3 separate regions of the Homo sapiens genome follow, and all the other regions are linked to region 3. Evidence: chromatin loops called from intact Hi-C (ENCODE). Cell type or tissue: endothelial cell of umbilical vein. All regions are shown on one strand.

Region 1 (8,000 bases), 67 kb after region 3:
TTTTAGTACAGACGGAGTTTCACCATATTGGCCAGGCTGGTCTTGAACTCCTGACCTCGTGATCCACCCGCCTTGGCCTCCCAAAGTGTTAGGATTACAGGCGTGAGCCACCGCGCCCGGCTGCTATTGTTATTATTTTTATTTTTTGAGGCAAGCTCTCACTCTGTTGCCCAGGCTGTAGTGCAGTGGCACAATCATAGCCCTCTGTAACCTCCAACTCTTGGGTTCAAGTGATTCTCCTCCTTCAGCCTCCGAAGTAGCTAGGACTACAGGTGCACAGTACCACACCTGGATAATTTTGAAATTTTTTTGTAGAGATGGGGTCTTACTATGTTGCCCAGGCTTGTCTTGAATTCCTGGCCTCAAGCAATTCTCTCACTTCAGCCTCCCCAAGTGCTGGGATTACAAGTGTGAGCCACCAGCCCCAGCCTAATGAAAGCTTCTATTAAACTTTGAAAAAATCGGTGTCTTAGAGGTACTACTGAATATGCTGTAGATGAAAAAGAAAAAAACACAACAAAACCCAAAAGCCAAACCTTACTCAAACTAGCTTAATAATAAAGGATAATTCCTGGTACATATAAGGATGATATTAAAAATATTTAACAGCCACTACAGCATAGGTATTAACCAATTAGAGTAGGCATCTGAGTAATAAGAATGATGTGAATATAAATCATTCTGTTATAAAGATACATGCACATGTATGTTCATTGCAGCACTATTCACAATAGCAAAGATATGGAATCAACCCAAATGCCCATCAGTGATAGACTGGATAAAGAAAATGTGGTACATGTGTACCATGGAATACTATGCATCCATAAAAAGGAACGAGATTATGTCCTTTGCAGGGACGTGGATGAAGCTGGAAGCCATTATCCTCAGCAAACTAATGCAGGAATAGAAAACCAAATACTGCATGTTCTCACTTATAAATGGGAGCTGAACAATGAGAATACATGGACACAGGGAGGGGAACAACACACACTGGGGCCTGTCGGGGGAGGGGGAGGGGTGAGAGAAGGGCATCAGGAAACATAGCTAATGCATGACGGGCTTAATACCTAGGGGATGGCACACATTTACCTGTGTATCAAACCTGCACATCCTGCACATGTACCCCCGAACTTAAAATAAAATTAAAAAAAAAAAAAGAATGATGTCACCCATGGATGACAGGGATGGCTATTCCAGTGTGTACTGCTCAGTATATCTTCTTGGCTTCATGGAACTAAAATATCCATTAGTAGGGTCCCCTCAGGTGAGGCTTGATCTGGTAGCTCCATAATATTATGCCAAAAACTATTTATTATCTGCCCTGTCTTCTTTGCTATGACTTTCATCCTAAACCGAGTCCCCAGGTTGGCTGCCAGTGGCTTCTGAGGTTGTGTGCTTCAATATTTTTATTTAGCAAGAAGTAGGGATTGTCTCTCTGTGTCAGCATTTATAGCAAGAATCTTGAGTTTTCCCCTGATTAGAATGATTTGGGTCACATGCTCACCCTTATACCAACCGTGTTGGTGAGGGCCATGACTTGGTTGGTCAAGGTCTATGTCCCACCTGGAGTTGGGGGTCTAATCAGCTTTTCTGGTACCACTTGGATCCCCAAACAAGCATTAGGATACTACAGGGAAGGGGCGAGTGTGGATACTGAGGAAACAATCAACAAATATTCTCTGTATTAATGCAAAATATGTTATCAATAGATCTAACAAGAAAAACTACATGGTGATCTTATTGGATTAAAAGACATTCTATATAATAATTATTTTATGAATTAAAGAGTAAAATATTAATATCTCCAAAGAAAAGTGGGCAAAGTGTATAAATCTATCACTGAAAGAATACAACTGGTCAATAAAAATGTAAAAAAGCACATATAAGTTAGTAATCAAAGAAATAAAAGTAAAAATGTTTATTTCTGCTTTTTGCTTAATCAAATGGCTAAATTTTATGCAGGGAGTATAATTGTCCCACATAACCCAGTGAGCTTATCTGGGTGGCCTGGCCAAAGGGTAATTAGGACTCGGGGTCTTGCCCTTCTCTCAGTTGGAGGGGCAGTGCCCAAGCTCGTCTTCTCATGTAACTGGTGCTTTCATTCCCTGCCGAGGACATGTTGGCAATGGGCTGAAACATCCTACAGGCTCCAGAGTCCCTAGGTGCTGAGTGTCTGGCATTCTAAATAACTCTTGTAAATAGCAGGCAACCCTAAACCACACTGCTTGGTATACTGATAAGGCTGTTCTCTCATGCTTATCATAGAAGGAGGAAGAGCCAGCCAACATCCCTGATATGCCTCTTTATAGATTACAGGAGCAACTGCGGGGGGCTTTTGTCAAGCTGAACCTGGCCTTGAAAATTTCTTCTTTTTCCAATTAAGCTGATTCCCTAGCTCATAGCATGTGATATGAGATTTCACCCAAACCCTAGGGAATATTGTACACAAAATAAATATTAAAAAAAATGATATACTGGGGCAGGCGCAGTGGCTCAAGCTTGTAATCCCAGCATTTTGGGAGGCCAAGGTAGGCGGATCACCTGAGGTCAGGAGTTCGAGACCAGCCTGGTCAACATGGTGAAACCCCGTCTCTACTGAAAATAGAAAACTTAGCTGGGTGCGGTGGCAGGTGCCTGTAATCTCAGCTACTTCAGAGGCTGAGGCAGGAGAGTCGCTTGAACCTAGGAGGCAGAGGTTGTAGTGAGTCAGTATCGTGCCACTGCCCTCCAGCCTGGGTGACAGAGTGAGACTCCATCTCAAAAAAAAAAAAAAAAAATTGATATACTGAATGATGATGAAGTACAGGTGATGGATATTCTCATCTTGTCTGTTAGTCTAAAACTAATTGCAACCTTTTGCAGAAACAATTTATAATATGTTTAAAGGACTTTCAGCATATCACTTTTTAAAAAATACACTCATTAAATAGTAGGTTGATCACTATGGTCAATAATGTCATCCAGATTCCAAGGAAACTCAACAAAAGTATATAACATTGTACAGGAAATACTTTGGCTCTAAGATTAGAGTAAAAAATGTGTAATATTCTATTTCCTTCCCCTGGAGATTCTAGAAATTAGACACCCGCATTGTTATTGGTAAACTAGGTTAAAAACCTAGTGAATAACAAAAAAATCTGTCACTTGATGATTATGATTTTAATAGCAACCTTTAAAATATACATCTGGGCCCATCATCTGGCTTCAAGGACTAAAACTGTAACTTAAACATACAGTATAATGTGGTTCTGAACAGTGAGGCCATCTGGTGGCCGTCTGGAAATTTTCTGACACCCGGTGTCTGCATTCCTGACACTAAACCCCGTCTGGCCTTAAAAGTGAAGCTGCTGCACGGTCGTGAGAACCTGTGGTATTTCCTGAACTAAATCTTCTGGAATGAGTCCAAGATTTAACTGCCAAAGCCAAATTCCATTATACGTGAGGTGGTTAGTGTTGCAGAAGGGTTTCATGCTATATGGCTAGTCCGTGTCCAGCCCGTCACCTGTTCACAGACAGGCTTGTCTATAAATTGCCTTGTTGCAGTGGAAGGTCTTAAAACAAAAGATTCTGCTGGAAACATATAACATGGAGTTATATGAACCGAAGCAGGGCCATATGGGAAGGGCAATATTCAGAAATATATTTCTGAACCTTCCTTGTCTCAGTTTTTTGTGGATTACTTATAAAGAATATGGTCAGTTTCCAGAACACATATTAACCCCTGTGTGGGTAAAATAATAATGTTGTCAAGATGTGGTGAAGCACAGGTGAGTCCTGTTTTCTGAGAATCTCTTTTTCCCTGGACAAAGCTCTAGATAGAGATGATAATGTACTTGAGTTGTGTAATTATGACTTGAGTAGTGATAAGTAAATGTATCTTTGCTTAACAAAGATACATAAGTACTTGGAATATTGCCTTGACAATTTTATCTCTTCATGCTGCAAATTCACAACTCCTACTTGACTCTATCAATTAACTTTATAAATGTAACCTCTTTTCAATCATTCTTAAATGTGAGATGTAATTTTCCTTTTTAATTCTCAACTTGTCTCTTTCTTTTTGAGACAGGGTCTCACTCTGTTGCCCAGGCTGCAGTGCAATGGCATGTCCACGGCTCACTGCAGCCTTGGACTCCTGGACTCAAGCAATTGTTCTACCTCAGCCTCTTGAATAGCTGGGACCACAGGTATGTGCCACCATGCCTGGCTAATTTTTTTTTATTATTTATAGAGGCAGGGTCTCACTATATTGCGCAGGCTGGTCTCCATCTCCTGGGTTAAAGTAATCCTCCTGCCTCAGCCTCTCTGTCATGCTCAGGGCCAGGTTCCAGCGCCAGCTGAGGGCTGAGGGGTATGGGCGGATGTGGGCAGGAAAGTGGAAGAACACTCAAGAAACAGCAGGTAGATGAGACATGGCTTTATTCAGCAGCCCCTCACAGGGTCAGTGTTACATTTATACCTACACAGACATTAGTGACTGAGAGCCAGGTGGGGAGCTTCTCTATGTTGTGTCTACATGGCTATGATTGTATGAGACATGGGAGTGTGCGCGTGCACCCCAATCCCTCTGAGTCATTTAGGCTGTTTACCTTGGCCTATGCCTGCTGCCCTATGCCTGCTTGGCTACAGCACAGCCATGTTCCTTACACTCCATCCTCTAGGCCAAGGGGATCCTCTTGGTGGGGACCTGTGCACATATGGCAGTACCCTGGACCCATAGGCCACAGCAACCACACAGAGAGCAACAACCTACCAGGAATATCCTGCTATGCTACTTATGATTATGAGAGCCCAACATAGGCCAGAGCCCAAAAGACGCCCACCATCTCTGTAGGGGGTCATCAGTAAGGTGCTCAATTGCCTTAATCTCCTATGACACCCCTTGCAAAGCTGCCGTTACATTCCAGTGGTTTTCAGGGATAAATGTACAACATTGTGTCCCTACAAGGCACAGGGGCCACCTATGTCCTTGCATGTCTAAGGCTATGTCTAAGGCCATCGTGTTTTGCAGCACCACCTTCCTGACCTGGTCAACTTCATTAGTTAACAAAAGGAGAGCAACTTGGGTGTAATTTAGGGCCCCAGCTGTGTGCTCTGCAAAGGCTGTAACCTGCTTTTCCAAAGTAATGACACCTGCTCCAGGGATACGTATTGCTAAGGGATAAAACCACCAGGGGGTGCCCTGCACTCAGAAAAAGTGGGAATGCAGTGCCTCCCAATTATGTGGGCAACTAGGCAATGTGGGAAGCATGATGGCAGGCACATAAGGCCACCCCCAGGTACAACGTCCAGTCCAATTGGCTGGCAGATTTGGCCATCCTGTGTCCCCACAGACCCATAAATTCCCAGGGGGCACAAAGTCCATGGGGGCCCGGCCTTGGTAAGGTCGCTTGTTCCTCCACACCCTTGGTGTGGTGACACATGTTTTATTTGCACAAACCTCAGCAGGCAACCATCCTACAGTGACATTACCCCAGTGCTTCTCTATACATCATGGTACCTGCAATGGGGGCACTATGTGTTTCCCATTAACCAGCCCCATTCATCATGGACACTGCGAGTCAGCCAGGGGGCAGGCTCGCCATGGGGTTTGCCATGCCCCCATCCAAAGCCCACTGTGTTGCATCCCACGCATTGTCTGTGGGACCTCAAGTCTCTAGCTATGTCCGGTTCTTCACAGAAGCTGGATGCACATGCCAGGGCCAGCTGTCTGCAGCTGCTGCTGGAAGGGCGGTGCAGATCCAACAGTTGGAGACATTGGTCACCTCGGCGTAGGTGTGGGCCCAGTCTACGATGCTGTTGGAGCCGCCAATCTACCACTGGAATGACAAAACAGGCACAGGAACTAACAGGGCAAGTCACGTCCCTCAGGCAACATACAGGCTAACTTTTCATCTCTGGATAACGATGCAGCCACCAAGGGCTTCTGCCCTGGGTGATGAAACCACACCTTCTCGGCTCCCCGTGGTTCTTTTGGGTCTTGTACTTGTGCCAAAGTCACAGGAGAGCTCACAACAGGCCACACAGACAGTACATATATCCCCCCAAGGAGGGTCCCTTCCCTGGCTGTTCCCCTATGACGGTCAATCGTAGAGGCTACATACACATTAAATACCCAAGGAGTAACATGTAAGTCATACCGCAGGCCCTCCCCTAAGGGCTTGGAGGTTCCATGGCTGACACCAGGATTTCTGTTCCCCTGTCTTCAGGAGCACTGGGGCAGGCAACAATAGATTACTATTTGTCCCCATACTTGGCCGGAGGAGGTCATCCTAGATGTGTATAGATGGACGGGCATGGCGGCCTGGTGTAACAGTGCCTCCACCAGGGCTGGGCCGCCTTTCTGTGGCAACTCATTCAAAATTTGAAGCACCAGGTCCAACCTTGAACTCCAGCCCCGCAAAGATGGGGGAGTAACATGCTACCGTAACCCGTTCTTCAAGAGTCCATTATATCGCTCAATCAGTGGCTTGTGGGTTATAAGGAACATGAAACCCCCATCATATGTCCATCTGTAGTGCCCACTGTTATACCTGCTGTCCAGTGAAACGTGTTCCCCTATCACTTTCAACAGCCAGGGGTTGGCCATATAGAGCACATAAGTATTGCAGGGTTCAAATGGTGTGTTGCTGGTTAGCCACCCTGCAAGGGTAGGCAAACAACAAGCCAGAGGCTGTGTCTACAGCCGTCAGTGCATATGTGTAGCCCTGCGCTTTTGGAAGTGGCCCAATGTAATCTATTTGCCATCTGGTCAAGGGCATCCATCCTACCGTCACTCGCTGTGTTACAGTGGGCAGCTGTCTCCGTCTGGGGTATGCCTGGGCGCATGCCTGGCACTTCCGGCAGGCCTCCAAAGTGTCCTGCGAAGGCAAAGACAGACCCCAGTACCTACTGACCTGTTACATCAGTTCAGTACATCAGTTCAGAAACTGTCCCAGTTTCCTGTGTAGCCACAAAGCTACATCTTGTGTAGGTGCCGACTCTAACCATCAGACCTTGGCTAAGGCATCCGCCTCAACATTACAGGGGGTGGCCAAAGGCACATGACCTGACACATAATAGTTACCTATTTCTGATGACCTATTTCCCAGAGGTCTTGCCACATCGCTTAGCCCCAAATGGGCCAATCGCCTACAAGCCAATTCAGCAGCCCCTCACAGGGTCAGCGTTACATTTATACCCTACACAAACAATAGTAGCTGAGAGCCAGGTGGGGAGCTTCTCTGTGTTGTGTCTACTACCTCAGCCAGTAGTCACTTCATATATGCGGTGCCCCATATATGGGGGTGCTAAAAGCACTCTAGCCAAAAGCACTCGGGGGCGCTGAGCCCAGCACAAGATCCCTCATGTGGGAGGTAAAACGTTCTGGCCCCTGGATATTCAGATAAAACATAGCCTGTCACCTGCCCATCTCCCAGAGTACCTGCACCAAATCAGAATATGATTGCCATTTACTCACAATTTTTGATATCTCTCTGGCATCATTCCAAACAGTCCATATGGCTGCCATCAGCCACTCTATTAATGTCCACACCTTGCCCGTGTGCCAATGATTGGCACAGCTGCAGTGTCTGACGAAGGGAGGAGTGAGTTGTAATAGAGGCCAGCTTCTCCATCTCGGAGGCAGAGCAAGAAATGCTATCAGCCCCCTCATCCCAAAAACGGAGTAGCCAGGCTGGCAGGGGCTCCCCTGGGCGCTGCCAACACTGTTTACTCAACTCCTGCAACTCAGTGGGGGTATAAGCACTATAAGAAGTGTGTTCCACCACTGTTGTGGGGGGTCCTGGGCTCTCCCCTGGGGTCCCATCGGCTCCTCATGTTCTACCTTCTGACGGATCACAGGGCGAGCCCGCAGGGAAGGAGCCCCTCCTCCTTAGCATCAGATCCAACAGAAGTGTCTGACTGGGACGACTGGCTGAAGATCGCACTAACAGCCATTGCTAACTCCTGTTCCAGGCTGCTTATCTGGGCCTCCAAGCGCCCTGCTTGTGCCTGCAGGT
Region 2 (8,000 bases), 51 kb after region 3:
CAATAAGGGGTTTTGTGGGTTCTTTGGAGACTCTCTGTTGGAGACCTCTGATAGCGCAAAATTTCCTGATATGGTGAGGTCCTCTCTTGCTGCCCTCTTATGACATGCCCTCGTCCCTACTTCAGCAGTTTACAGTACGTCACCTCTTTCTGGCTGGACACTGGTCAGCAGCCTTCTTGGGTGGGGTCTCTGCAGCATCTGCTCTGCATTTTGCCTCACTAAGCTCTGAAAGTGTGATGCTCTCTCTTTCTTCTTCATTATAGACAGCGCCAGCCAGCCTCTCCCTCTTGGACTTTTCTAGGGGAGAATCAGGCACCAGTCTCTGCACTTCCCGAACTCCAGGGAACACAGGTCAGTCCTCTGTGGTAGGCAGAATAATTGTGTCTCACAGATGTCCACACCCTGATCTCTGGAACCTGTGAATATGTTACCTTACCTGGCAAAAGGGGCTTTGCAGATGTGATTGAGGTTATGGACCTTGAGTGGGGGAGATTATCCTGGATTATCTATGTGGCCCCAGTCTAATTAACTCACCACAGGTGTCCTTAAAAGTGGGGCACCTTTTTAGATGGCTATAGTCAGGGAGAGAGATGTGACTACAGAAAAAGGGCAGAGACATATGACATGAGAAATACGTTCCCCACCATTGCTGACTTGAAGATGGAGGAAGACAGCCACAGGCCAAGTCAGTGAATAGCCTCTAGGAGCTGATAATGGCCCTGAGCTACAGCCAACAAGAAAGCATGTATCTCGGCCAGGTGTGGTGGCTCATGCCTGTAATCCCAGCACTTTGGGAGGCCAAGGCGGGTGGATCCCTTGAGGGCAGGAGTTCGAGACCAGCCTGACCAACATAGTGAAACTCTGTCTCAACTAAAAATACAAAAATTAGCCAGGCGAGGTGGCAGGCACCTGTAATCTCAGCTACTTGGGAGGCTGAGGCAGGAAACTCGCTTGAACCCAGGAGGTGAAGTTTGCAATGAGCCAAGATTGCGCCATTGCACTCCAGCCTGGGCAACAGAGTGAGACTCTGTCTTGAGAAAAAAAAAAAAAAAAAAAAAAAGAGAAAACATGTATCTCAATCCCACAACTGCAAGTAATTGAATTTTGCCAACAACCTAACTGATCAGGAGACAGATTATTCCATAGAGCTTCTAGAAGTCCGCTTAGTTTGCTGACACCTTGATTTTAGATTCCTACTAGAGATTTAGATTTAGAGATCCCTACTAGATTTCTGTTCTACAGATATACATTTGTGTTGTTTTAAGCCACTAAATTTGTGGCAATTTTTTAATGGCAGCAGTAGAAAACTAATGTACTCTCAGATTTTCTCACTGGGTCTACCAGTTCTGCCTTTTAGTAAGCAGGCAGGTAAGAGGATGGTGAGATGGTGTTCTTTTTTTGGCAGGGACTGTCTGCTTCCATTCTCTACCATTGCTTCTCTTGCGACTCCTCCTGCATGGTTTGGGAAGGCAGCAGAATGTTTTCCTTTTTCTTTTCTTTTTTTTTTTTTTCTTTTTGAGATGGAGTCTCACTCTTGTCGCCCAGGCTGGAGTGCAGTGGTGCGATTTTGGCTCACTGCAACCTCTGCCTCCCGGGTTCAAGTGATCCTCCTGCCTCAGCCTCCCGAATAGCTGGGATTACAGTCATGCACCACCATGCCAACTAATTTTTGTATTTTTAGTAGAGATGGGGTTTCACCATATTGGCTAGGCTAGTCTCAAACTCTTGACCTGAGGTGATCCACCCGCCTGGCCTCCCAAAGTGCTGGGACTGTAATCATGACTATGGGTGTGAGCCACTGCCCCCGGCCAACAGCATGTTTTTTTATACCACGGATTGACAACTTTGTTGTCCTCACTCTTTCTTATATATAGGCTCTAGGCTGGAGGTGGATTTCTTGATGTGTCCAGATCTTACTCTCTTAGTCACAATGTAGAGGCAGGAAAAGTCTCATTTAGCATTGTTGGACACATTTCACAAATCTTTGTCCCTTGTTGTGTGTTTCAGTGCAAGCACATGTAGACCATTTTTAAGCATTTCCGTTCCTCACCAGCTACCTGAATTCCCTCTGCCTGCATGAGGTCTGCTTGATGGAACTCCTGTTACTGATTGTCCTCTGCATTTTAGTGAACACACCTCTGATGTTGGACTATGCACTGTTGGTTCTATTGCCTGTCTGAAATTAATTTTATTTAATCAAAATAAAAACTTTAATCACATCTCTAATTATAAACCTCTCCTCCCATGTTCTCCCAGAGGCTTGAAGTAGGAAAGGAGGAGGTAAGATCTGCCTTTTTCTTCCACTCTCCACCTTTTTTTGTTTGTTGGTTTGTTTTTGAGACTGAGTTTTGCTCTTATTGCCCAGGCTGGAGTGCAATGGCGCGATCTTGGCTCACTGCAACCTCTGCCTCCCGGGTTCAAGCAATTCTCCTGCCTCGTCTCCCTAGTAGCTGGGATTACAGGCACCCACCACCATGCCTGGCTCATTTTTTTTGTATTTTTAGTAGAGACAGGGTTTCACCATGTTGGCCAGGCTGGTTGTGAACTCCGACCTCAGGTGATCCACCCGCCTCAGCCTCTCAAAGTGCTGGGATTACAGGCATGAGCCATCATGCCCAGCCCCACTCTCTACCTCTTGTCTCACTTGCTAGATGCTCTGGGATTAGCTAGGTAGGAGGAGCTAGAAGTTGAGAGCTATTTTTTTTCCTTTCTTTCTTTTTTTTTTTTTAACCTAGCCAGTCCTACTCTGCAAAAACCTCCTGTGCAGCAAACATCCAACGGACCAAGTCAGCTCCTTCAGCACATAGCCAGCAGGACATCATGGCTTATGTCTGAGCGTTCCAGAGCACAAACAGAGCCTCAGGTTTGCAAGGATAGAAGGCACCCTAAAGATCAGTTGTTTCACTGCTTCTCTTCTCCTGCTCTTTGAACTTGAATCCTCCCTCTTCATTGGTCTTCCAGGATACATATATGGCAGATCCTTAGGGGATCTCAGTACTTATTTTTTAAAAAAATATGTAAATGAGTTTTTTTAATGATTAAAAAAATTTTTTTCTTTTTCTTTTTTAATTTTCAAAAATTTTCCATAAGTTATTGGAATACAGGTGGTATTTGCTTATGTGACTAAGTTCTCTTTTTAAATTTTTTTTGAGATGGAATTTCACTCTTGTTGCCCAGGCCAGAGTGCAATGGTGCGGTCTCGGCTCACCGCAACCTCTGCCTCCTGGGTTCAAGTGATTCTTCTGCCTCAGCCTCCTGAGTAGCTGGGATTACAGGTATCCGCCACCACACCTGGCTAATTTTTGTATTTTTAGTAGAGACGGAGTTTCACCATGTTGGCCAGGCTGGTCTCAAACTCCTGACCCCAGGTGATCTGCCTACCTTGGCCTCCCAAAGTGCTGGGGTTACAGGCGTGAGCCACCACGCCCGGCCATGAGTAAATTCTTTGGGGTGATTTGTGTGATTTTGGTGCACCCATCACCCAAGCAGTATACACTGCACCATAGTGGTAGTCTTTTATCCCTCACCCCTCTCTGTCTTCCCACAAGTCGTCAAAGTCCATTGTATCGTTCTTATGCCTTTGCATCCTCATAGCTTAGCTCCCACATATCGGTGAGAACTTACGATGTTTGGTTTTCCATTCCCGAGTTACTTCACTTAAAGTATTAGTCTCCAGTCTCATCCAGGTGACTGCAAATGCTGTTAATTCATTCCTTTTTATGGCTGCATAGTATTCCATCATATATATATATATATATATATATATATATATATATATATATATATATATATATATATACCACAGTTTCTTTATCCACTCATCAATTGATGGGCATTTGGGGTGGTTCCACGATTTTGCAGTTGTAAATTGTACTGCTATAAACATGCGTGTGCAAGTATCTTTTTCGAATAATGATTTCTTCTCTGGTGGCACCTTATTCTGTTATGGAGATTTTCTTTGAGTTCTTTTGAGGGCAGGGAACAAATCTTAACCATTGCGTCAACATCAGCCCCAACTCAGAGCCTGAAGCCTTGCAGGAACTCAGTGAATGAATGAGTGAATGAATGAATGCATATTTTTGAGTCCCAAACTGGCTTCCCTGTAGTTTCCATAAGGTAGTCCTTGGGTAATTCAGAATGATTTAAATCCCCTCTCTACAGCATCACCTTTAACTATAAAAAGCTATCCTGTCCTAATTAAGTGTTTCATTCTGATTTGATATATTTTCAAACCCTTAAATGATATTCCCACACATCAGTTACAACCTTTTCTGTTTTAGTTATATAATCACCTCCTAAAGAATGTTCTGCTTTCTGGAAGACATTCAGCTTGAGGGTGGGGTGGAAGTGATTGTGTAACTATTGCAAAAGCCTGTGGTTTGAATCTTTCCAAAAGTCTTATCTCAGCAGCCCAGACGCAGTACTCTGCCAATAGTCACAGCTTCTCTGTTTCCCATTGTGTCATCTGCAGACAGCCCTGACGAGGGCGGAGAGCTCATATGGAAAGCGTCATGGTGTGTTTTAAGTGTAACAGAATATCAAATGGGACTTTTCATGGTGTCTTGAAATTTTATCTGAATCCCCAAAGTTGAGAGCAAGAGGTGATAATTATCCCCAGATTTCTGAATAGGATATTAGCACAGACATATCCATGCAGAAATTATGAAGCGACAGCAAAACTAGTATGGTGATTATCAACCTCAGTCATATCCTCCAGCTGAAAAGGAGGAAGGGGATTAGAAAGTGGCCTTGGGGTAGGGATAGTGTCATGGCATTTCCTGTTCTCTTCCTCTGGGGAAACTCTTGAGAGAGTTCAGGGCTCCTGTGGTGTCCTGGGATTGGAGTAGAGTGGAGGAGGAGAGATTATGAAGGAGTGGGTTTGTGTCTTCCGGCATTTAGGGACATAAATGAATGGAAACTAGGGTTTGCTTCCTGCCTGGTGAGTCTGGAATTTGGGGGGGTGGGTGTTGGTTGAAACCACCAGGGAATCCTAAATGAGAGGGTCATAGTGGAACCTGTTTACACAGCCAGAATTTGTAGTGGTGAGGGCATGCGTTTCCGAGGCACTACAATGGAAAACAGCTGGCCTTGAATCAGAAGTGCTGCCTATGGGGTGAAGGGACTCCAGCAATGAGCTGTTATATGCTGTACTTCTGAGCAGGAGCTGAGAAATTTGCAAGAAACTTCTGGGAGAAGGCTGGGCATGGTGGCTCATGCCTGTAATCCCAGCACTTTGGGAGGCCAAGGTGGGTGGTCACTTGAGGTCAGGAGTTTGAAACCAGCCTGGCCAACATGACAAAACCCTATCTCTACTAAAAATACAAAAGTTAGCTGGGTGTGATGGCGCATGTCTGTAATCCCAGCTACTCGGGAGGCTGAGGCAGGAGAATCTCTTGAACCTGGGAGGAGGAGGTTGCAGTGAGCTGAGATTGCACCACTGTACTCCAGCCTGGGCAACAGAAGGAGACTCTGTCTCAAAAAAAAAAAGAAACTTCTGGGAGAAGTGGGAGAGTGCACTGACTTTGAAGGGAGTTTTTCAGCCAGATGGTCCCCACAGAGAGCCTTCAAAAGCCCCACAAATGCTTCCCATTGGAGAGAGCCAGCATCTGGGCTCCTCCTACTGCAAGGCCATGGTATACTGTATTACAAGAGCATCTGCCACAAAGATATATTTGCCCTTCTTCCCTTAATCCCCCTGCTCCCTGACTGGACCCTGGAGAGCCCAGACACAGCAGAGCAAGAGGGAGCCATGTGAAAGAGTTGGAAGAAGAGCAGACAGTTCCTCCTTCCCATGCTGTAGGTCACCACACCAGGCTGAGACTGCACTGAGTACACGATTGAAGTATTTTTTTTTCTTTCCTTTTATTTTCAGGGACAGGGTCTCATTCAATTGCCCAGGCTGGAGTGCAGTGGTCTGATCATAGCTCACTATAACCTCAAACTCCTAGGCTCAAGAGATCCTTCTGCCTCAGCCTCCTGAGTGGCTAGGACTGCAAGAATGCACCACCATACCAAGCTAATTTTAAGTTTTTTGTAGTGATGGGGTCTTGCTATGTTGCCCAGGCTGGTGTTGGACTCCTGGCCTTAAGCAATCCCCCTACCCTGGCCTGCCAAAGCACTGGGAATACACATATGAGCCACGGTGCCTGGCCTGAAGTTTTTAATAGAAATGTTTAATGAGTTTTCATTCTTGAAAGTAATTTCAAAATCTATGAGATAAGCCCAAGATATTGCCCAGAGCTGGGGAAGGATGCTGTGATGTATCATATTCTGAAGGGGTTATCAGAGAAACATGAAACTGTTTTCTGTTTGTACACTAATGAGCTTAGCTCATTTGATAAACTTAATAAGTAAACAATAATTTTAGGTAAATTCCAGAGAGGCTAGTCCTGAGGAATAGGTGGGCAACACACTATTGTCTAGAACTTTGGTATTATAGACTTGTTTTTAAAGTTTTTGATATTGTTATTTAATTTTTTTAAAGTAATAATCACCTTTATTGAACAGTCACTATGTGCAGGCACTCTGACAAAGTGCATTGCAATATTCTTTCATTTAATTCTAACAATTCTGCAATACAGGAATTTTATCTTTATTCTACAAAAATAAGGAAATTGTATGTCAGAGAAGTTAACCAACTTGTGCAATACAATGATGCTAATAAATAGCAGAGATAGTGTTTAAAAAGTTTTTATTTTGTAATAATTTTATGATTACAGAAAAGTTGCAAAAATAGTACAGTGAGTCCCATATATTCTTCCTTCAGCTTCTCCTAATGTTCACTTCTTATATAACCATAATATAACTACTAAAACTAGGAAAGTAAGTAACATTGATACTTTTTTTTTTTTTGAGACAGTCTCTTCGAGACAGAGTCTGTCGTCTGTCGCCCAGGCTGGAGTACAGTAGCTTGATCTCAGCTCACTGCAACCTCTGCCTCCCGGGTTCAAGCAATTCTCCTGCCTCAGCCTCCCTAGTAGCTGGGATTACACGCTCTTACCACCACTCCCAGCTAATTTTTGTAGTCTTAGTAGAGACAGGGTTTCACCATGTTGGCCTGGCTGGTCTCGAACTCCTGACCTCAGGTGATCCACCTGCCTCAGCCTCCCAAAGTGCTAGGATTACAGGCATGAGCCACTGCGCCTGGCTGATACAATATTATTAACCAATCTATAGACCTTATTCAAATTTTGAGGTTCCTCAATTTTCCTAACGAATGTTCTTTTTGTGGTCAGAATCCAACCTTTGGTCCCACATTACATTTAGTTGTCATGTTTTCATAGTTTCCTCCTAAATCTTTCTTTGCATCATTAAATTTTAAGATTGGGAAGGACATTAAAGGTCTTCTAGATGAATCATCCTGTGGATTCTCAAATACCCTCCATCAAAATCCCTGCTGTTCATTATTCGCACGAAGACACTGCCAGTGGTGGTCTGACCTAAATGGGGCCACCTCCATTAGAAGGTCCACATTTGCTTTCTTAAAGCTTCCACCTATTGGTTCTGGTTCTTACCTTATATATGCCATTTAGAACAAGGCCAATTTCCCTTCTATATGATAGCTTTCAAATATATGAAGACCATTATATTTATACTCCCACTGGAACCCCACCCTCCACTCCTGCCACCAAATCTTTTCTTCTTTACAATGGGCATCTTTAATTCTATCAACTGTTCCCCATATGTTATGGGTTTAAGTCCTTCTGCTTAAAACTACGGGCTTTGCCCTAAAATAGCTTCAAACTAGTCTGGGCCATTGTACCCTGAACTAGCTCCAGTTTGTATACATAGATGTAGATGTGGGTCTGTCTACAGCCGACCCTTGAACAATGTGGGAGTTAGGGTTGCTGACCCTGGAGAATTGAAAATTTTTAAATTACTTTTGACTCCCCCAGAACTTAACTACGAATAGCTCACTGTTTACCAGAAGCCTTACTGATGACATAAACAGTTGAATCACACATATTTTGTGTGTGTGTATATATATATATATATATATA
Region 3 (8,000 bases):
ATGTTTAAATTATTAAAGTGAGGGGTGGGGAAGATATTCGGGATGCTCATACTTCACTATTCCCCAGTCTTTATTTATTTATTTATTTATTTATTTATTATTTTTTGAGACAGAGTCTTACTCTGTTGCCCAAACTGGAGTGCACTGGCGCCGTATCGGCTCTGCATCCTCTACCTCCTGGGTTCAAGTGATTCTTCTGCCTCAGTCTCCTGAGTAGTTGGGATTACAGGTGTGCACCACCACGACCGGCTAAGTTTTTTGTATTTTTAGTAGAGACGGGGTTTCACCATGTTGGTCAGGCTGGTCTCAAACTCCTGACCTCAAATCATCTGCCTGCCTTGGCCTCCCAAAGTGCTGGGATTATAGGCATGAGCCACTGGGCCCAGCCTCTAATTTATTTAAATAATAATTTAAAGTTAAAACTGAGAGGAGGTGGGTGGACCTCGAGGTCAGGAATTCAAGACCAGGTTGGCCAATATGGTGAAACCCTGTCTCTACTAAAAATACAAAAATTATCTGGGCATGGTGGCATGTACTTGTAATCCCAGCTACTGGAGAATTGCTTGAACTGGGACCCTGGAGGCGTAGGTTACAGTAAGCCGAGATCACGCCACTGCACTCCAGCCTGGGCGACAGAGCGAGGCTCTGTCTCAAAAAAAAAGCAAAAAACAAAAAACTGAGAGGCAAAAGTCTGTCTCCCTTCAGCTCGACTAACACTTAGTCTTTTCTTTCCCTCCTTATTTAAAAAAATAAATCTTTATTGATTTATCTTTTGTGCCAAGCATGGAGATAGGCATTGGGCACAAAAAATTAGTAAGACTCACTTCTTGCCCTCAAGGAACTCAAATTTCTTGAGGGAGGTGGACTTTTAACTGATAGTTACAATACAATTTGGTAAGTGCTATGGTGGAGGCATAGCTCATGCTGATGGAGAGCCTGCTATGCCTTAGGCTTCAAGTGCCTTATATAATATTAACCATTGTCCAAGGACAAAGTTATAACAGATTTAAAGATCTTAATTGGCTTCCATTTGTGATTCTAAAATCAGGCAACATCTCATTCCATAAAATAGAATGAGTATTTCAATGAGCTGAACAGAAGAGTTTGGCTTTTATTTTATTTTTGAGACAGAGTTCCGCTCTTGGTGCCCAGGCTGGAGTGCAGTGGCACAACCTCAGCCCACTGCAACTTCTGCCTCCCAGGTTCAAGAGATTCTCCTGCCTGAGCCTCTTGAGTAGCTGGGATTACAGGTGCCCACCACCATGCCCAACTAATTTTTTGTAGTTTTAGTAGAGACGGGGTTTCACCATGTTGGCCAGGCTGGTCTCAAACTCCTGACCTCAGGTGATCCACCTGCTTTGGCCTCCCAAAATGCAGGGATTACAGGCATAAGCCACCTTGCCTGGCCAAGGTTGGCTTTATAGACAAAAAAGGGTTGAGCAAAGCAGAAACAGAAAACACAAAGTGGATTGGTGCTTTAAAGTTACTTTCCGTTTAAAGGTTAAAGCAGAGTGGACCTTCTTATCATTCCAGCGAAAACTGACCTGCTTGGGGATTTGACTATTATATCTCGCTGCTGATTTCTTTCTCTCTTTTTTTTCTCTCCTTTTTTTGAGACAGGGTCTTGCCCTGTCACCCAGGCTGGGGTGATCACAGCTCATTGCAATCCCTGCCTGAACCGGTCTTCTCACCTCAGCCTCTGGAGTAGCTGGGATCAGAGGCACGCGTCACTATGCCACTAATATTTTGTATTTTTTGTAGAGGGATGGTGGTGGTGTTGGGGGGTGGGGGCTCTCCATGTTGCCCAGGTTGGTCTTGAACTCCTGATCTCAAGCTCAGCACCTGCCTTGGCGTCCCAAAGTGCTGAGATTACAGGTGTGAGCCACCATGCTCCGCCCCCTCCTGATTTCTTGGAAGGTCAGATAAACAACTTATTTTCAGCTTAGTGGTGTGGAACTCCAGCATGAGTGACTCTATTTTGGTTTGTCTGTTGGGCCTAGTGTAGGAACTCAGTTCAAACCAATGACTTACTATACATTTTATTTAATACCATTTAATCCTTATTTAAATCCTATGAGTTTGCTATAATAATTTTCTCCTTTTTACAGTGAGGAAACTGAGGCACTGGAAGATGAAGGCTACAGAGGTAGAAAGTGATGGAGGTATGTGCAGAATACTACGGGATTACAGAGAGGGAAGGGCTGGAGTGGTCAAAGAAAGACCTATTTTTAGCTGGGCCACCAAAGAATGATGATGAACTTAGAAAAAGAATGGGGGAAATGTTTTCCAGCACTTAGGGAACAGAGAAACATTAATACAAAGGCTCAGAGCATGTGGCAATTTGGGAAAAGTGGCAATGCGGGAAAGAGTATATGGTGGAGGGGCTGCTGCTTAGGGGACTGGAGTGGCAGGGGGCAGGAAATGTCTTCACCTTTCATTATAATGCATGACTGGGGAGAATTAAACATCACAATCTTTGAGGAACTGACAGGAACCTTACCTATCTTCTTGATCCTTTCGTTATACAGATAAGGAAACTGAGGCCAGACAGCTCCAGTGATTTAACTAAATTCCTGTGGCCGAGAACATCACCTTTATCTGTTGCTGTAAATTAAGGAATCTGTGGGCTTAGTGATTAGGTGTCCCTCAGAGGTTTTCAGGGCCTCAGATCTTGCCATCACTTTCCTTAGAGTTATCTGTTCCTGGGCTGGCCTAAGCTTCCTGTCCTTTAAGGAACCTGCCTGCCAACATTGGCCCCAACCCAACAGGAGATCAGTGACCTCCGTTTTCCTGACTTTTTTCCTGCCCTACTGACCACCTGCTGACCTATCCCGGTTAATAGCTTTACTGATCTGTCTAGCTTTGAGGCAAACACTAGCCCCAGTGTGAGGAACAAAGGGTCCTGGTGACCCACACCCCCTGGCCCTTTGGCATTCAGTCCTCAGGCTACCCAGAAGGACAAATTATTCAGCCTGTTTGGGGTGGGATGGAACAGTTTCTACTTCTTTTCTTTGGATTTTTTTTTTTTTTTTGAGACCCGTCTCACTCTGTCACCCAGGCTGGAGTGCAGTGGTGTGACCTTGGCTCACTGCAACCTGCGCCTCCCAAGTTCAAGCAATTTTCATGCCTCAGCTGCCCGATTAGCTGGGACTACAGGTGCGGGCCACCATGCCTGGCTAATTTTTGTATTTTTAATAGGGATAGGGTTTCACCATGTTGACCAGGCTGGTCTCAAATTCCTGACCTTGTGATCCGCCTTGGACTTCCAAAGTGCTGGGATTACAGGTGTGAGCCACTGCGACAGGCCTTTTCTTTAGTCTTTCCGTGTTTTCTAAACACAAAGCAACAGAAAAACTTCTGCTTCAAATGCATGACTCAGGTCTGGCATTCAAGTTGCTGCTATTTTGGGAAAAAAGCTGCCTGTAGCTTTTGAAATTTCTTATTCTCCTACCTGTGATTAACTCATATGATTAGCAAAGTTTTATTATCAGAATTTATCAATAAAATGAAGTTAGTGATCTAGAAAATAAGAAGAGAACCAGCACAAAATAGCACGCAGAATCCCATTTTTTTTCTATGCATTTGTAAGTACTGGAAACGTCTGGTGGCTGGGTGCGGTGGCTCATGCCTGTAATCCCAGCACTTTGGGAGGCTGAGGCGGGAGGACCACTTGAGGTCAGGAGTTCGAGACCAGGCTGGCCAACAGAGTGAAACCCCGTCTCTACTAAAAATACAAAAATTAGCTGGGCGTGGTGGTGGGTGCCTATAATCCTAGCTACTCGGGAGGCTGAGGCAGGAGAATCACTTGAATCTGGGAGGCGGAGGTTGCAGTGAGCCTAGATCGCGCCATTATACTCCAGCATGGGGACAGAGTGAGACTCCGTCTCAAAAAAAAAAAAAAAAAAAAGGAAGAAAGAAAGAAGAAAACATCTGGAAAGAAGTAGCTGAAGATATTAAAAGTAGTTATATCTGGGTTAAGAGTGTGTTGATGATCGCTGTTCTTTTTGCTATTCCACCTTTTCTAAATTTTCTACTATGTGCATATATTGAACTCAGAAAAGCAAACAATAAAATTTTCTTTAAAGTTATTAATATTAGGCAAAGCAAATAGCTCAAATGTACATTTGTGATAGTCCTCTTAGCCTATGACATGTTGAGTAATGTATTCTAGTTTGGTTTTCCTTGTTAGCCAGATTTCATTATTTTGCAGCTTAAGTTGTTTATTTCTAGTTCCTTAAGGTGGGGAGGAGGTGAGGAGGTGAGGAGGGTGAAGAAGCAAATTCCACTTCAGTAAAACAGGGCGTGCAGCCTTTTCCCCTGAGTCCCTTTGTCTCAAGGCCCCTGTGTTCCGGGTCTTTTGTTGTTCTCTGCATGGACTTTGATTCGAGATTTAAAGAAAAACAAGTGCTGGCCCTCCTTGCGCCCTCTGGTGTCCCAGTGAGGTATAACCGGACAAACCGCACAAAGATCACAGCCATTTTCACACAGCGCTCCCCCGACACAGTGATGCCTGGAGACGGGAATGTCTGGAATCTTAGAGGAAGGAATCACACACCGACAAGCATGGCAGGCTTAGTCTTTGAAACTTAATCAGAGCCTGTAAGTATGGATACTGTTTTTTAAAAAATTAAAAGCAGTATCTGGACTGCAAGTATTTAAAAAACCTAATAGGAAATAAGTCAACTCTCAAAGCATTTGGCACAGCTTTCTGGGTTCTAAAACTAAGAAAATCTTACTACATATGTTGTTTTATAAATACAGCATAAACCAGTACTTTGTTATTTGTTTTAAAAATTTCTTTTAGAGACAGGGTCTTGCTCTGTCACCCAGGCGGGAGAGCAGTGGTGCAATCTTAGCTCACTGCAGCCTTGAATTCCTGGCCTCGGGTGATCCTCCATGCTTCCGCCTCCCAAAGGACTGGGTTTACAGGTGTGAGTCACTGTGCCTGGCCTAGAACTTTGGATTAATTGCAAATAAATTAGGTGAAAGAGAGGTCTGGATACCTAGGCTTTAGCTTGACTGAGGATAATGATTTCCGCAACTTTAAGCTTTACCATGTAGACCAAAAATAAAATTCTAAGCTCCCCAATCAGTTGAATGGATGCCTCCTTGTCCAGGGGCATTCCAAAGTTACCTGAAACGCTAGTTCATGTCATGATGGGAACAGGTGGTCAGACAAGCCTCATTATACTCTCCTCCCTTTGGGACAGAGTCCCTTTGGGATTCAGGCACATCTGACCAGCATTAACATAAGTCTGACAAAGAAGGCTTTTTGTAGCAGTAAGATACCAACATGACAGACAGCAGGCCCTGAAGTAAATTGAAGTAGTTTACCCCAAAAAATATATATATATTTTTGACACATTTTGAAATGGCCCTGCAAAGGTGTCTCTTGTGGGGAAAATCTACTTTCAGTAGAGAATCCCCTTCCCTTTCCAGATATTTTTCCTTAACCAGGAGAGAATTTACTGAGAGTCTTGCACCTTAAAAAGGTAAAAAATAAAATTTTTGGCTGGGCATGGTGACTCACGCCTATAATCCCAGCACTTTGGGAGGCCAAGGCAGGTGAATCACCTGAAGGTCAGGAGTTCGAGACCAGCCAGGCCAACATGGTGAAACCCCATCTCTGGCTAATACAAAAATTAGCCAGGCATGGGGTGGGGGTGTGGGCGCCTGTAATCCTAGCTACTTGGGAGGCTGAGGCAGGAGAATTACTTGAACCTGGGAGGTGGAGGTTGCAGTGAGCCGAGATCACACCATTGCACTCCAGCCTGGGCAACAAGAGCGAAACTTCGTCTCAAAAAATAAAATAAAATAAAATAAAATAAAAAAAATAAATAAAAATTAAAAGTTTTACAATCTGACCTGGTGCTGTGGCCCACTCCTGTAATCCCAGCACTTTGGGAAGCCGAGGCAGGTGGGTTGCTTGAGCCCAGGAGTTCGAGATAAGTCTGGGCAACACGGTGAAACCCTGTCTCTACTAAAAATACAAAAATTACCAGGACGTAGTGGCGCGCATCTGTAATCCCAGCTACTCCAGAGGCTGAGAGGTGCGAGGATGGCTTGAGCCTGGGAGGTTGAGGCTGCAGTTAGCTGAGATTGCACCACTGCACTCCAGCCTGGGTGATGGAGTGAGACCCAGAAATAATTACAATGTGTTCTTTCTGAAGCCTGCTACCTGGAGGCTTTATCTGCATAACAAGAACCTTGGTTTTCGCAACCCCTTATCTTAATTCAGGCACTCCCTTCTATAAATTTCAGGTCTTTAGATAAACTCTTTCAACTAACTCCCAATCAGAAAATCTTTGAATTCACTCATGATGTAGAAGCGCCCCATCCACCCTCACTGAACCAATGTACATCTTACATGTATTTTTTGATGTCTTCTGTCTCTCTAAAATGTGTAATAAAAAGCTGTAGTCCGACCACTTTGAGCACACGTTCTCAGGATTTCCTGGGGCTGTGTCACTGGCCATGGTCACTCATATTTGGCTCAGAATAAGTCTCTTCAAATATTTTACAGAGTTTGACTCTTTTCTTCATCGACAATCAATATGTGAGAGTTGATACTGAAGGTCCCTTTTGTCTATAATATACTTCATTCTATCGCATTTTTCACCAGACTGTTTTGTTTGGTTTTTATAGAGATGAGATCTCACTTTGTTGCCCAGCCTGGTCTCTTGGGCTTAGGAGATCCTCCCTCCTCAGCCTTCTAAAGTTCTGGGATTACATGTGCGAGCCCCCACCCTCAAACTGTGCCTTTTTTTTTTTTTTTTGAGCCCGAGTCTCACTCTGTCACCCAGGCTGGAGTATAGTGCCACGATCTCGGCTCACTGCAACCTCCACCTCCCGGGTTCAAGCATTTCTCCCTGCTTCAGCCTCCCGAGTAGCTGGGATTACAGGCGTCCGCCACCATGCCTGGCTGATTTTTTTTTTCTTTTTTTTTGTATTTTTAGTAGAGACAGGATTTCGCCATGTTGGCCAGACTGGTTTTGAACTCCAGACCTCAGGTGATCTGCCTGCCTCAGCCTTCCAAAGTGCTGGGATTGCAGGTGTGAGCCACTGCACCTGGCTAAACTGTGCTTTTTAAAATTGTATTTCCACTAAAAAAATGTAGATGTAAAATATTTTTGGTTTAAATACTTGATTGATAAGATCTCAGGCGTGGTGGCCCATGCCTGCAATCCCAGCACTTTGGGAGGCTGAGGCGGGTAGATCACCTGAGGTCAGGAGTTCGAGAGCAGCCTGGCCAACATGGTGAAACCCCATCTCTACTAAAAATACAAAATTAGCCTGGCATGGTGGCATGCGCCTGTAATCCCAGCTCGGGAGGCTGAGGCAGGAGAATTGCTTGAACCTGGGAGGTAGAGGTTGCAGTGAGCCGAGATCACACCATTGCACTCTAGCCTGGGCAACAAGAGTGAAACTCCATCTCAAAAAAAAACAACAACAAACAAACAAACAAAAAAACCTCAGGCATTACAGTTTTATTTGAATAGGCAATTCATGCACACAGAACAAAGTTCAAAAAGTACCAGATACCAGGAGGTATAAGGTATGGAGAGGAAAGTCTTTCTCCCATTTTTTCTTCTCTTTTCTTTCTTTTTTTTTTTTTTTTTGAGACAAGCTTCTTTCTGTCACCCAGGCTGGAGTGCAATGGCGTGATCCCAGCTTGTTGCAACCTCTGCCTCTCGGCTTCAAGCAGTTCTTCTGCCTCAGCCTCCAGAGTAGCTGGGATTATAGGCATGCCACCATGCCCGGGTAAGTTTTGTATTTTTTAGTAGAGACAGGGTTTCACTAGGTTGGCCAGACTGGTGTCGAACTCCTGGCCTCAAGTGATCTGCCTGCCTCGGCCTCCCAAAGTGCTGGAATTATAGGCATGAAACACATGCCCAACTTCTCTCCCATTTCTAACTCACAACAATTCTCTTGAGTGATGTTGGGGTTGGTCTGGCAGCTCAACAAGGCCATCATAGGCTTTGAGTACTCTCTTCTTGTTC

The links. Peaks named below come from ENCODE experiments on the same cell type or tissue, not always from the same donor. Only the 100,000 strongest peaks of a DNase experiment are listed, where the experiment ranks them.
Region 1: it touches region 3 in a loop (8-fold over the local background); 32 of 110 quality-filtered maps call a loop at or near these places.
Region 2: it touches region 3 in a loop (4-fold over the local background); 31 of 110 quality-filtered maps call a loop at or near these places.

Annotation. Positions count from the first base shown.
Region 1 is chr12:98,420,278-98,428,277 of GRCh38, reverse strand. No RefSeq gene overlaps it. Among named protein-coding and RNA genes, the nearest start is that of TRD-GTC1-1, 79 kb to the left of the region's middle. In endothelial cell of umbilical vein, CTCF peaks have their summits at 3,271 (motif pointing left) and 5,155 (motif pointing right); a DNase peak (open chromatin) is centred at 3,307; H3K27ac peaks cover 1,108 bases.
Region 2 is chr12:98,436,636-98,444,635 of GRCh38, reverse strand. No RefSeq gene overlaps it. Among named protein-coding and RNA genes, the nearest start is that of TRD-GTC1-1, 63 kb to the left of the region's middle. In endothelial cell of umbilical vein, no CTCF peak of the experiment used is centred here; DNase peaks (open chromatin) are centred at 4,435 and 5,045; H3K27ac peaks cover 1,870 bases.
Region 3 is chr12:98,487,593-98,495,592 of GRCh38, reverse strand. It overlaps LINC02453 (long intergenic non-protein coding RNA 2453), which reads left to right. Exons shown (of 4, transcript NR_038383.1): 3 at 2,109-2,162. Among named protein-coding and RNA genes, the nearest start is that of TRD-GTC1-1, 12 kb to the left of the region's middle. RefSeq lists a silencer at 4,768-5,062. In endothelial cell of umbilical vein, a CTCF peak has its summit at 4,441 (motif pointing left); a DNase peak (open chromatin) is centred at 4,422; H3K27ac peaks cover 738 bases.